Linked DNA regions of Homo sapiens: all the other regions are linked to region 3. Evidence: chromatin contacts called from ENCODE Hi-C or POLR2A ChIA-PET data. All regions are on one chromosome and are shown on one strand. Each heading gives the region's core, a stretch centred on a gene start or an enhancer-like site at or near the end of the contact. The rest is flanking DNA. Distances are from core to core; before and after follow the strand shown.

Evidence for each region. A loop is a pair of places that touch in the nucleus more often than their neighbours do. ChIA-PET counts read pairs that join two places held with the same protein, here RNA polymerase II (POLR2A). Pooled maps may share reads with other maps.
Region 1: a loop to region 3 is called in a pooled map, with 3 times the contacts of the local background. The contact joins two enhancer-like sites. A Hi-C loop is called at or near these places in 2 of 37 single-sample maps with no recorded cell type and 3 of 50 pooled maps. POLR2A ChIA-PET finds 5 or more read pairs at or near these places in 1 of 52 experiments (PC-9).
Region 2: a loop to region 3 is called in a pooled map, with 3 times the contacts of the local background. The contact joins the promoter of PFKP here to the enhancer-like site in region 3. A Hi-C loop is called at or near these places in 1 of 50 pooled maps. POLR2A ChIA-PET finds 5 or more read pairs at or near these places in 2 of 52 experiments (activated CD8-positive, alpha-beta T cell and activated T-cell).

Annotation. Positions count from the first base shown.
Region 1 is chr10:4,512,606-4,516,526 of GRCh38, reverse strand. It overlaps the pseudogene RNU6-163P. Among named protein-coding and RNA genes, the nearest start is that of LINC00703, 130 kb to the right of the region's middle. RefSeq lists an enhancer at 1,907-1,956. Within about 2 kb of position 1,951, at least 21 of the 41 ENCODE cell types and tissues checked have a DNase peak (open chromatin) inside an H3K27ac peak, as active enhancers do.
Region 2 is chr10:3,066,298-3,069,957 of GRCh38, reverse strand. PFKP (phosphofructokinase, platelet) reads right to left here and starts at 2,410. Exons shown (of 22, transcript NM_002627.5): 1 at 2,251-2,410. The coding sequence starts at 2,362. LOC124902536 (wiskott-Aldrich syndrome protein family member 1-like) reads right to left here and starts at 3,388. Exons shown (of 1, transcript XM_047426132.1): 1 at 2,610-3,388. The coding sequence starts at 3,255. The coding sequence ends at 2,818. It overlaps PFKP-DT (PFKP divergent transcript), which reads left to right and starts at 3,025. Exons shown (of 4, transcript NR_160681.1): 1 at 3,025-3,205. RefSeq lists silencers at 692-891, 978-1,158, 1,572-1,751, 2,172-2,571, 2,582-2,681 and an enhancer at 1,302-1,371.
Region 3 is chr10:3,623,539-3,627,533 of GRCh38, reverse strand. All of the region lies in intron 1 of LOC105376360 (a long non-coding RNA gene), which reads right to left. Among named protein-coding and RNA genes, the nearest start is that of LINC02669, 120 kb to the right of the region's middle. Within about 2 kb of position 1,398, at least 2 of the 41 ENCODE cell types and tissues checked have a DNase peak (open chromatin) inside an H3K27ac peak, as active enhancers do.

The DNA.
Region 1 (3,921 bases), core at 702-3,201, 890 kb before region 3:
TTTGAGTAAACATTCAAAATCAAACTAATTTTTCAATAACCACAGTAACTCTAGTTAGAATTAACTGGAATTATTATAGTTATTAAAGTTGTCAGAGATAATTAAAATTTCTGGTATAAATGTCTAATTTACTTCTCATATGCATGAGACTGCTTCAATAATTTAACCACTAGTAAAATTCTGATAGCCCCAAGGGCTAAGATTCATGTTGAAAAATAACTGAGGAGGTGAGCCACCAAAGAGAATTTGACAACCATTGGTTGGTGCAAAAGTAATTGCGGTTTTGCCACTAAAAAGTAATGGTTAAAAAAAAATACAGTTACTTTTTCACCAACCTATAGAACCAGGTTATTGAATGGATGCTGAGTGCTTCTTAAGCACCTGAATTCACTCACTCAACATGTACGTATGGAGCATCTGCTTGGTGCCAGGTCTGCTGCAGGCACTCGGAATTCATCTGCATTTGGATGGAAGACCTCTGCCCTCAAGCAGTTCATTTTTAGCAGGTCAGGAGAGGACCCAGGGGAACCCTGATAACAAGTTCTGAATATTTTAGGAAAATGACAGGGCACATTAGAAGGTGGCCAGCGATGTGTGAAAAAGACAACCCCGAGCCAAGAACACAGATGGGGGAGAAGCCGATGAGGTATGAAGGAGGATTTTGCAGGGTGTGCTCAGGATAGGTCTTACTGAGCTCCCGAGGTTTTATTAAATAGCTGTGTGATAAAGAGGCTGACTCCAGTTTCTGCTGCTTGAAAACATTTAAGCCTCACTGGCCAAATGTTTGTCCTGGGCCTCTCTTCAGCTTGTCCCACATCTGGACAAGCTGAGAAGAAAGCTCAAGTGCTCCCACTTGGACACTGGCAGGAGATTCAGATCACGCAAGCCCTCAATCTGGGCACCTTTACCCAACCCCAACCCCCTGCTCACCACAGTAAAACCCCCAGCTATGCACCTTTCCTTGCTCTTTCACACTGTTTGAGACCTGCTTAAGAGGTTTGCCCTGTTCTGCCATTATGTAAATACACCTTGTTATACTGTCTTGGTGTGTGTGTGTGTGTGTGTGTGGCATCATTGATCTCAACATTGAACCAAATTTGGGGGCCGCGAGTCCACCCTGTCTTTGCAGGGGTTCTTAACAAGGGACAGCTAGGGGGGCGAGGTACCTGGCACATTCCTGGAACAGTGCAAATTGGCATCCGCCTGAAGTAAGGGGAAAAATAACTAGAGAAAGAATCAGATTGTAAATGATGGGAATGGGAGATGTTAGATCACAGGAAGCTTTTTGGCTTTTTTAAGAACATAGACTTTACTTTGAATGAAATAACCATTGCAGGGCTTTGAGCGGAGGATGGGCATGGTTTACTTTTGTTTATTTAGTTTACAGTAGCTGAATTGAGATATAATTCACATGCCATAAAATGTATTATTTTCAATGCCTACAATTCAGCGGCTTTTAGTATATTCATAAAAATATGGAATGTCCCATGAATTTCCATGTCATGTTTACACAGGGGCCAGGTTCCTCTTCTCTGTATGTTCCAGTTTTAGCAGATGTGCTGCTGAAGTGAGCACCTGAGGCTGGCTTGCGTGGGGACCCTCTCGCTGCTGCGGAAGGAGCCAGGCTCTGGAGCAGGGGAGCTGGCGGGTGCGCGTGGGAATCCAGTGACAGAGGACGGTGTTTCCAGCTGCAATGGTGAGTAGCTGGGAAATGGTAACAATCCATGAGGTTCTGGATCTTCCAAAGGCAGAGACAACGGGATTTCCTGATGGGTTGGGTGTTGCAAGTGCTGTTTGTTCTGTTCAAAATTAGGACGTCCTAGACGGGAAACGGGAACTGAAAGGGCAGCCAGTTACCGCCCACGGACGCAGAAAAAGGAAGAGCTGTTTTCTGCTTTTAGTGGCAGGAGAAACCTGATGTGGTGCAGATTTTGTGAAACGAAGGAAGGTCTCCAACTTCCAGGCCCGAAGTCCCTAGACTCACGTAGAGCCGAGGGGTGGAGCCACTGTTTCCCTGAGAGAGAGTACCACTAGCCCAAGAACCAGATAGAGACTATGTCCACAGCAAGCCACTCAGGACAAAGGGAATAAAGAGACAGACGTCCAAAAACCAGTACATAGTGATGACCAAATAAATGTGTGGCTACACACTGTTTTAGGAATTTATACTGTGTTACTGCACTGCTGTTCTATTTTGCTTTTCTCTCCCTATCTGTTGCTCTCTATTTTTCTGTCTCTCTATTCCTCTCTCTCCATTTCTCCCTTTCTATTCCCTCTTGCTATCTCTCTCTGTATGTATCTGTCTCTCTCCATTTCTCTGTCTCTTTATATATCTCTCTATATTTCTTCCTATCTATTCTCTCCCCTCCAGCTTTCTCTCTTTCCCTCTGTGTGTGTGTGTATCTGCTTGTCTGTCTCTGTTTCTTTCTCTTTCTATACATATATTTCTTTCGCTCTCTTAATTGTTAAAGCACTTCTTTGAAGGCTGTCTAACATTATCTTGGCTCAGTAAAAGAGACAGGAGAGTTTCCACACCACAGTAGGTATTGGTGGGAGGATCAGAGCTCCTGGATTCTCTGTCCGGCCATGGCAGCGCCAGGTTTGCGGGGTGCCATATACCCCCAGGAGTTACTGAAATGGCAATGAAGTTGGAAAGTGAAAAACCAACAAGGAAAATTTGAAGACAACCAAAGTGGACAACCCCCACAACCAAGGTGGACAACCCCCCCACAACCAAGGTGGACAACCCCCTCCAACCAAGGTGGACAACCCTCCCCAACCAAGGTGGACAACCCCCCCCCAACATTTTTTTTAGGGCTTTTGATTACCAGAGGCCTTATTTTATATGGCAATTAAGAAGACTTGAAAAGTACCTCATCAAGGTCAGGCGCGGTGGCTCACGCCTGTAATCCCAGCACTTTGGGAGGCCGAGGCGGGTGGATCACGAGGTCAAGAGACCGAGACCATCCTGGCTAACACGGTGAAACTCCGTCTCTATTAAAAAATACAAAAAATTAGCCAGGCGTGGTGGCGGGTGCCTGTAGTCCCAGCTACTCGGGAGGCCGAGGCAGGAGAATGGCGTGAACCCGGGAGGCGGAGCTTGCAGTGAGCCGAGATTGCACCACTGCACTCCAGCCTGGGAGACAGAGTGAGACTCCATCTCAAAAAAAAAAAAAAAATAGAAAAGTACCTCATCAAACAAGCATGCATAAATGAAAGCATTGGGGAGCCAATTGGGTACAGTTAATTTTTATTTACACTCTCTCTCCACTCTGGCTTTATTTATCGCCAAGTAGCTGGAGGGGTAGAATCCACCAGAGGGTAAATCACTAGTTCTGTGTGAACGGGAATATCTTTCTAGTACATTGTTCAAAAATAGATCACAAGTGAGATTGACACAATTCAGAGCAGCTTGTTCTCCTCCTTAAATGTCATGGTAATGCACTCCTGTCTCGACAAAGTCCAGGTTGCACAGCCGTGCACAAAGGCTGGGGTTCTCAAGTTCCTCTGGCGCCCACTTGAGGAAATGCTGTGTTCAAATCCAGAAGGAAAATGCCAAGGTTGAAGTTAAGATGAAAAAAACACCAATTAGAAAAACAATCTGCTAAGCCTGCTATATCCAGTTCAACAACCATCCTTTATTATTTGGGGACATTAAAACTAAAAGGGCCATTGGTGCTGTTATGAAAGATTAGATTGATTTTTAAATCCTCCACACACTCAAGACTTCGTTGCTTCTTGCCAAAACACAGTCATCCTGCACTGAAACAGAACTGATCTTTGAAGGTTGATGAAATACACAGGGCTGGCTGCATTCCATTGGAGAAGATGCCTTATAAGGTGAACAGAACCCAGGGTTTGTCAAAGATGTTATGGTATACCAGGGCTGCTGATATAAGAATATATAGAGTAAGAATTGAG
Region 2 (3,660 bases), core at 1,161-3,660, 560 kb after region 3:
TTTCCCCAGAAAAGAAGAGGCGTGGACTTACTAACCTTCAATATGTCTAACTCCTCCCAGGTGGCAAAACCAGGGTAACAGAGAACACCGCGATTCTGCCAATGTATCCTAATCTCACATGCCTGTACACAAACTCCCGCGCATTTTAGCAAGCTTTTGGACATGGAGCTCAAAGGAATGACCCATAAATATTTTCCAATACATGCAGTATCTTAATTTTTTTTCTTTCTTTTTTTTTGTAGACACAGAGTCTCACTATGTTGCCCAGGATGCTCTGGAACTCCTCGGCTCAAGCGAGCCTCCTGCCTCGGCCTCCCAAAGCACTGGGATGACAAGCATGAGCCACCGTACAAGGCCCACAGCACCTAAATTCCAAAATAACCTTGAAACCCTGACTTTCCACCCGCCCTGGTGGCTTCCAGAGATCAGTTCCTCTTCCTGTGCCAAAGGTTTCTTGTCTTTCGCGGCCCAGGTAAGGTCACTCAAGGTGCTCCCTCTGCTTCTGAAGGCCTTTGACTGAGAAGCCACTCTGGGTCCTATCCCGACCCCAAGGCGGCTCCATTCGTACCCGCACATCTCCGGGCCGGTTTAAGTCACGCGGGCCAGGCTATTTCCACTTCACTCTCCTGTTTCTTCAATCCCATCCTCTGCTGCATCACGTTTTCTTTCTCTGAGAACCCAGCCCTGCAGGAAGAACGTTGATGCTGGGGTCCTTTTACTGGAATGCTAACGCCAGAGCACTTCCCGGGGGCGCTGCAGGGCGGGCTGCGGGGCGGGGCCTGGCGCTGCCACCCGGGTCTCCCGCGGGGGGCGCTGGGCCTGGGGAGGCTGCGCTGCGGGCCTGGGGAGCGCGCGGCGCACGGGTGTCGGGGCCGGGGCTCGTGGAGACGACGGGCCGGGCATCACGTAGGCGCTCGTGGCGGGCGGGGCGGCGCCCACAGCGCCTCAACCTGCGGCACCCGCGCCCGCCCCGCGCGCTCAAGGGCGAAGGGAAGGTCACCCGCGCAGTGGGCAGGGGGTGCATCCCCGCTCCAACCCTGTGCAGTGCGCGGCCCCGAAACGGGAGGAAATCCGCCATCCGGGCCTTTCCACGCATCTGCGGCAGGAGGAACCGGGAAAACAAAAATCAAAACCCAGCTCGGGGCGCGCCGCGTCTCCAGCCTGCGCGATCGCTAAGGCTCCCAGGTTGCGTTCGCCTGGGAAGCGCCGATCTACCCGCCAGGGATTGCACGGATCGGGACACTCCATCATCCGGGCACCGGCGCCCCCACGTGCACCCGGGGCCTGGGGCGCGCCGAGTCTCCGCCACCTTCCGCTCTTCAATGTTAAATATCCTCCCGGCGCGCCCGCGTCCGTGGGCCCAGCCTCGGGCCCCTCCTAGAGAGCAGCTTCCACATTGCAGGGCAGGGAAGCCCGGAGCCCGCGCCGCGGCGCCGCTGACATCCCGGAGTCCCCGCTTCCTGATCCTTCCCGTCTGCGGAGGCTGGCGGGGAGGGCCTGGGACCCATTTTGGTTTTCGTTTTTGTCACGAGCCGGAAGGCGACAGCACATGCGAGCGCAGGAAACCCTTTTTAAAAATCTCCCAGCGGAAACGCGAGGGGCTGCCGGACCGCCCTGGAGACGCCAGGCGGGAACCCCGCGCACCCCCGCCGCGTCCCGCATTGCAGCAGCCAGGACCCCGCCCACGCCGCGCAGGGCACGAGGCGACAGGAGGCGCGCGGGGACCCAGCCGTTTCTTCCTCGACATTCTAGGGGGTGGCGTGCGGCGGAGTTGGGGGGCGGGGGGGCACTTAGGAAGTGATCGCGCTGTACCCACGCTTCGGAGGGGACGCCCGGCCCCGTCCTACAGCTCAGAGGCAGAACGACCCCCGAGGGCGCTTCAGGCGACTCCCTCTGCCAGGTTCCATTTAAAACAAAACCGAAGGTGGAAAACTCACTGATCTTCCGGATGGAGGTTCCTACCGCCATGTCCCTTCCTCCCCCGCCCCACCGGGCAAGGACCCCGGGGCTGCCTCGCCGGCTCATGCCGCCCCGCAGGTACCCCTGCCGCTTCCGGGCGCGGGCTTCTTCCCGGTTCTCCCCATCGCTTCCCCGCTCTTCTCCCCGGTTCTCCCCATCGCTTCGCCACCTTTCCCCGGGTCCCCCCCATCGCTTCCCCCCTCTTCTCTCCGGTCACCCCATCGCCTTCGCCCGGTTCTCCCCAGCTCCGTCCGTCCGTCCCTCCCTCGCCGCCGGGAGGGGGGCGCGCACCTTGAGCATCCCCGCCGCTGGTCAGCACGCCGATGGCCTTGCCGGCCCCGGAGAGGTGCTCCAGGAACTTCCGCAAGGAGCCCTTGGGGGCCCGGGAGTCGTCCGCGTCCATGGCGAGGAGGCCGAGGGGAGCCGCACGTCCGGGTGCGCAGCAGGCAATGGGGACCCTGCCCGCGCGCGCCTGACTCGGAACCGCCGCCCCGCCCGCGCCCCCGCCCGGCCCCAGCGCCAATGGGCGGTGACGGGCGGGGCCCGAGCGTATGGGAGGGGCTGCGGGGGAGGGGGCGCGGGCGCGGCTAGGGGCAGGGGCCGGGGCTGGGGCGGGTGTGGGCAGGAGCATCTACGCGGGGGTCGTCGTAGGTGGGGGCCGCGCTAGCGGTGCGGGAGGCGGCAGAGGCAGGGGTAGCGCCACAGGTGGGCGGGTCCCTGCTAGTGGGGCCGCATCGCAGGTGCGCGAGCCTCGCGGGTGGGCTGGAGGACTCTGGTTGGGGGCTCTAGAGATGACGGGAGCGCCACAGGTGGGGCAGGGGCAGCGTCCGGAGGAGGGGAGACCGCAGGGGGCCGGGGTCACATCGTTTGCGGGGCGCGCCAGGGCGGGGCGGGATAGAACGCCGGGAGCATCTCCCGGGGGGGCGAGGGAGACCGTGAGTGGGCGCGAGCGCCGGGGCGGGTGGAAACCCCGCAGTTGCGGGGAGCGCCGATGGCGGGGAGGGGTGGAATGGGGGCGCGGAGACCCCACCTGGACGCGGAGGCTCGCGGCAGGCCCGGCCGCTCGGGCCGTTGTGGGGGCCGAGCCCGGCCGCGCGCACAGCTTCTAGTGGCCCGCAAGATTCCTCCTGGGGCGGCGCTGGGAGCCTCGGGGCTCGGCTTCCTCGACCCCCGCCCCCAGGTTTCCTCTGCAGCCTGAGGTCGGGAAGGACGGACGGAGAGTGGATCCTCCAGGTGGTGGGAAAAGGTGAGCGTGGCGGGCTGGGCCATGACGAAGCTGCCATTTCCCGGGCCCATGGGGGCTGTGGTGCTCCTGGGCCCCCAGCCCCGCCCTTGGGGGGAAGAAGCCGTGGGGTGGAGGAAGGTATCGGGGCGCGACCCTCAGAGACGCCCTGGCGGCGCCCCGGCCTGGGCGCTGGAAAGTCAGAGTGGGGCAGGAGGAGGCGCAACAGGACTGGCCTGGCGGGGAGGCGGGGAGGCGGGAGGACCCTCCCTCCCCACGGACACGCGCGCTGCTGTACGCTCTGCCTGACCTCGGCCGGCTCCACTGGCCAGCTCCACGTACTGAAATACTCACATCCAATGCACTGTGCGGTTGCCCATCCACAGCTTAACAGCCTGGTGCCAGTTACCCTGCGATGGGAGAGGGGGCAGCCCCCATAGAAGCACGGGCTTATGGGACCCGGGTTCCTTCAGTGCTCA
Region 3 (3,995 bases), core at 149-2,648:
AAGGACAATGTTATGATTTCAGTGTGTTTATTTTCCTGAGGATTCATTGTTTTGAGCATCTTTTCATAACTTCTTTTTTTCTTTTGCTGCTGTAGTTTCCGTTTTGTTTTATTCTACGCCTGGTTGTTTTGATATGGTGCTGAACATGGCGTATGTGGAAATATCCTGAGGCCTTGAATGTTACTGTACTCCTCCTAGGATGGCTTATTTTTGGTTTCTGACAAGCTGGGTGTTTGGGAGCACTTAGCAAAGGGAGATGATTTAGACAGGATTTGCAGCAATGGAGTGAGCTGGGCCTCAACCCTCCAAGGGCAGTGCTGCCTCCACTTGACCCTTGTTTTAGTTTCCCAAGGCTGCCATGACAAAGTTACCAAAACTGGTGGCTTAGAACAGCAGAAATATATTCTCTCTCATCGACAGGACTGGTTTCTCATGAAGGTGTGAGGAAGAATCTACTCCAGGCATTCTCCTAGCTTCCGGGGTTGTGCTGACGGTCTTTGATGTGTGGAAGCATCACAGCATCCCCGGCTTCATCTTCATATGGTGCTCTCCTCATGTGCTTGTCTGTGTCCAAATCTGCCCATTTTATAAAGACACCATCGTATTGGAGAAGGGCCCATTCTAATGATCTTAACTTGATCGTCTGCAAAGACGCTATCACCAAAGAAGGTCACATTCACAGGCCACAGGGATTAGGACTTAAACCACCTTTTGAGGATGCAATGAAACTCACAGCACTCCTTATTCCTACACCTTAGCCAAAGGAGTGTTGAATAAAGGCCTTATTCATTGGTGGGCCGGCACAGTCAAATTGTGTCCCTTGAATTCCACAGGTGTTCTGCAATCTCACTTGTCCTCTCTGCTTCTAAGCTGCCGTGCTTAGAATCAACAGGTGCCTCACAGGGAAAACAAGCCCCGTCTGTCAGGATGTCCTGAATGGTAGCCCCTCAGGTTCTCCCTGCTTTGCTGTAGGCAAATGTGTGACACTAAGTTACACTGAAACGTCAGAGAGACAATTAATAACTTTTGACACGTGTCCCATGCTATATTTGGAACATACATGAACTAAAAATTACCTATTGCTTATCTGAAACTGAAATTTTAACTGGTGTTCAGTTTTCTTAATTGTGAAATCTGAGGTTTCTACTTTGGGAGCCCTATAGTTTCAAACAGATTTTAATTGTGTGTGTGTATATATTGATACATTTAACACATAGTATGTCTCATTGTTTTGAGTTGGAAGGTGAGTCAGAAGCCAGCTAGATGGACATTGCTAGAAGAGGAATTCTCCTCTGTTTTGACAAAAGTTTTTTACTGGCTAGGGATTCCTAGAGGACTGGTCATACCTCTTTGCACTCTCGCCTTATACAAAAAGCACAGAATAAACACTGGCCAGATGGAAATGAACTAAGTGATGCCCTTTATACTAACGCGCATATCCATTTCACAATGCCATGGACCAATGTTCTCATCTCAGTTGTGACTTAACTCTCTCTCCCCAACGAGCGAGGGGCTGAATGATCACCTTAGTCTTCACCGGAAGAATTCTCCTGGGATGACTTCAAGGAGTGTAAGTCTATTTTATTTTCTAAATGTCCCAAGACTTGCAATTGTTGAGTATTGAATATTTTCTTAGTAAATGATCTTGTCGTGAACGGGCTAGCCTTCTTTTTTTGTTCTATCAAGAAGCAGGTCTATGCTGTCAGGCCCCCTTGCCATGATCCAATAGAGGCAGAAGTGTGGTTGCAAGCTAATAATCTATGCATGGTTCTACCCATTGTAGGATGATGGCTTGGGCAGCCCGGGCTATTTTATTGTTCTAAAGAAATAATAGGCTGAGGACACTTTACTGCCAAGAGAACAGAATGATCATCAGTAGCTTAACTGAGCTGAACATAAACGACCTTATTTAAATCTCTTAAAATCTGGAGAGGAAACAAATCTCTCCCTTGTTGAATGTTAAATGAAAACAAATTGTTAGATAACTTCTCTATGTTCATTTACCTTCCTTCTCCCATGCTGCCAAAATCAAAGAAAGAAAAAAAAAGTCTTATAATTTAAAAAAGGTCTCGATGAGTAAAATATTTAGCGTGATGGAAAACTCAAAGTAAGTTTTCTTAAAAATAAAATAAGACATTTTTGTTCTAAGAAGATTTGGAAGGTCCTGAAATACCCAGTAATTAAAATTACTCAGAGAGAATTACATAATCTAACAGATGCAATTTTTATATCTGTGCTTCATTAATCTAGTGTTCCTTGAGCACACACTACCACATTACCGTTTGCTGAGGACACATTTCAAGCTGTCAAAGATTAATTAGGTAAATCATCACTAGTATTTTAGGATAATAATTTGTTTTCTTTACACTCTTCTTAGGTAGCTAAATGATAATCTCCATTGGTCTTTTTCACAACACTCTGGGCTAAGTTTTTTTTTTATTTTTTAATGTAAGCCTAGTGCTCTGGAATAATTACCAGGACTTCTCAAGATGCCTGCTTTTCCTACAGCTGACTTGCAACAATTTATAGAAACTTACAAATAAGCTACATACCAGGGAAAGCTCTGTGCCCAACACACCAAAGCATCAAATAAGCTTAGTACCAGTGAGACTCTGAGCCCAATATACCAAAAAGTACCGAGTCTGGCTTCAAAAAGTGTAACATCTCAAATCAGTGCCTGGAGTATTGAAAGACATTGTTTTTTAATTTTGTGATTTTAAAAAACTTTTCCCCTGAATGCTAGGGAATTGATCTGAGAATCATCATCTCAATGCATTTCCTGAGGAATTCTTTGGGAGCAGGAATTTGTCAGACTTTAATGCAAATGGGCAGTGCCTGCAAGTTCTTGCCCCTTATTTATTATTCGCTTTAGTATAATGTCGATGTTCAGAGTGTGCTTTGGTAGGAATTTGGTGGCATTTCCTCCATGCCTCAGTGTGTTAGTCAAAGCCCCACGGCTTTTCAAACCACGTCAGATCCTCCACTTGCACGTCGTCTTGTGCAAAACCTGTTTCCCTCTTACTCAGTGGTTCAGCCTGTTCCCATTCTACAGCTCTTACAGCGAGTTCCAAAAACTAGTTTCTCAACGCAGATAGAATGGAAAAGAGCAGCAACAATAAAGATTTATCATTAAGGACTGTGATGGAAGTTTACTTCATCTCCACTTAAACAAACAAAATAGTAAACCAATTGATTTGGTAAATCAAGCCATTGATTCTTATCATCAAATAAATCTTTATTGTCTTAATTACCTAATATCACTTGTATCATTGTGAATTTGCAATTTTAGCTCTGCTGTATAGAACATGATACTGCTGCCAAAACGCTTTACACAGTAATTCAGTGAAAGAGCGTTCACAAAGCATGTTTTCAAAGTATTCTTTATGGATTCTTCTAAGAGTGAAATTCATGTTTATGGAATTATATGGTCTCTCATAAACTTTTCCCTCCTTCCTCTATTTATAGTGGACAAATTTTGCCAAGCCTGGGTCAAGAACTATGTCAAATATTCGAACGATGTTGCAGTGTTGAATTCCTCAACACAGACCAGCTCCTCGGCTTTGGTTTCGTAACGGTTGTGTCCTCATGAATTGAAGGTTTATGCTTCTATTTTGAACCAATCTGTTAGACTCATTAGCATTCTCGTTCACTTGCCCTACATAGCTGGAGCTGTTTCCCTCTTTAGGTGTGAGAGCAACAGCTGTGGAAAATATTCAAATTATACTGGTGACCTTGTTAACAAGGAACTTGCGAGCACATTTGCCTCCACTGGAACTGTAATTTATAAAAATATAATTTAGCCACAGAGCTAGTAAAATGGGTTAACAATTATTTTTATTGTGTAGGCCATTTCGTTGTTTCTTTCCATATTTGTTATTGAAATTACAGTAATAAGAACAAAGCATTTTACCATTCTCATTACATGCCACACAACCCGAGCAGTGATTTAAAGAAAAAAAAAATTGAGTGCAGGATGTGATGTTAGCAGGGAGCAC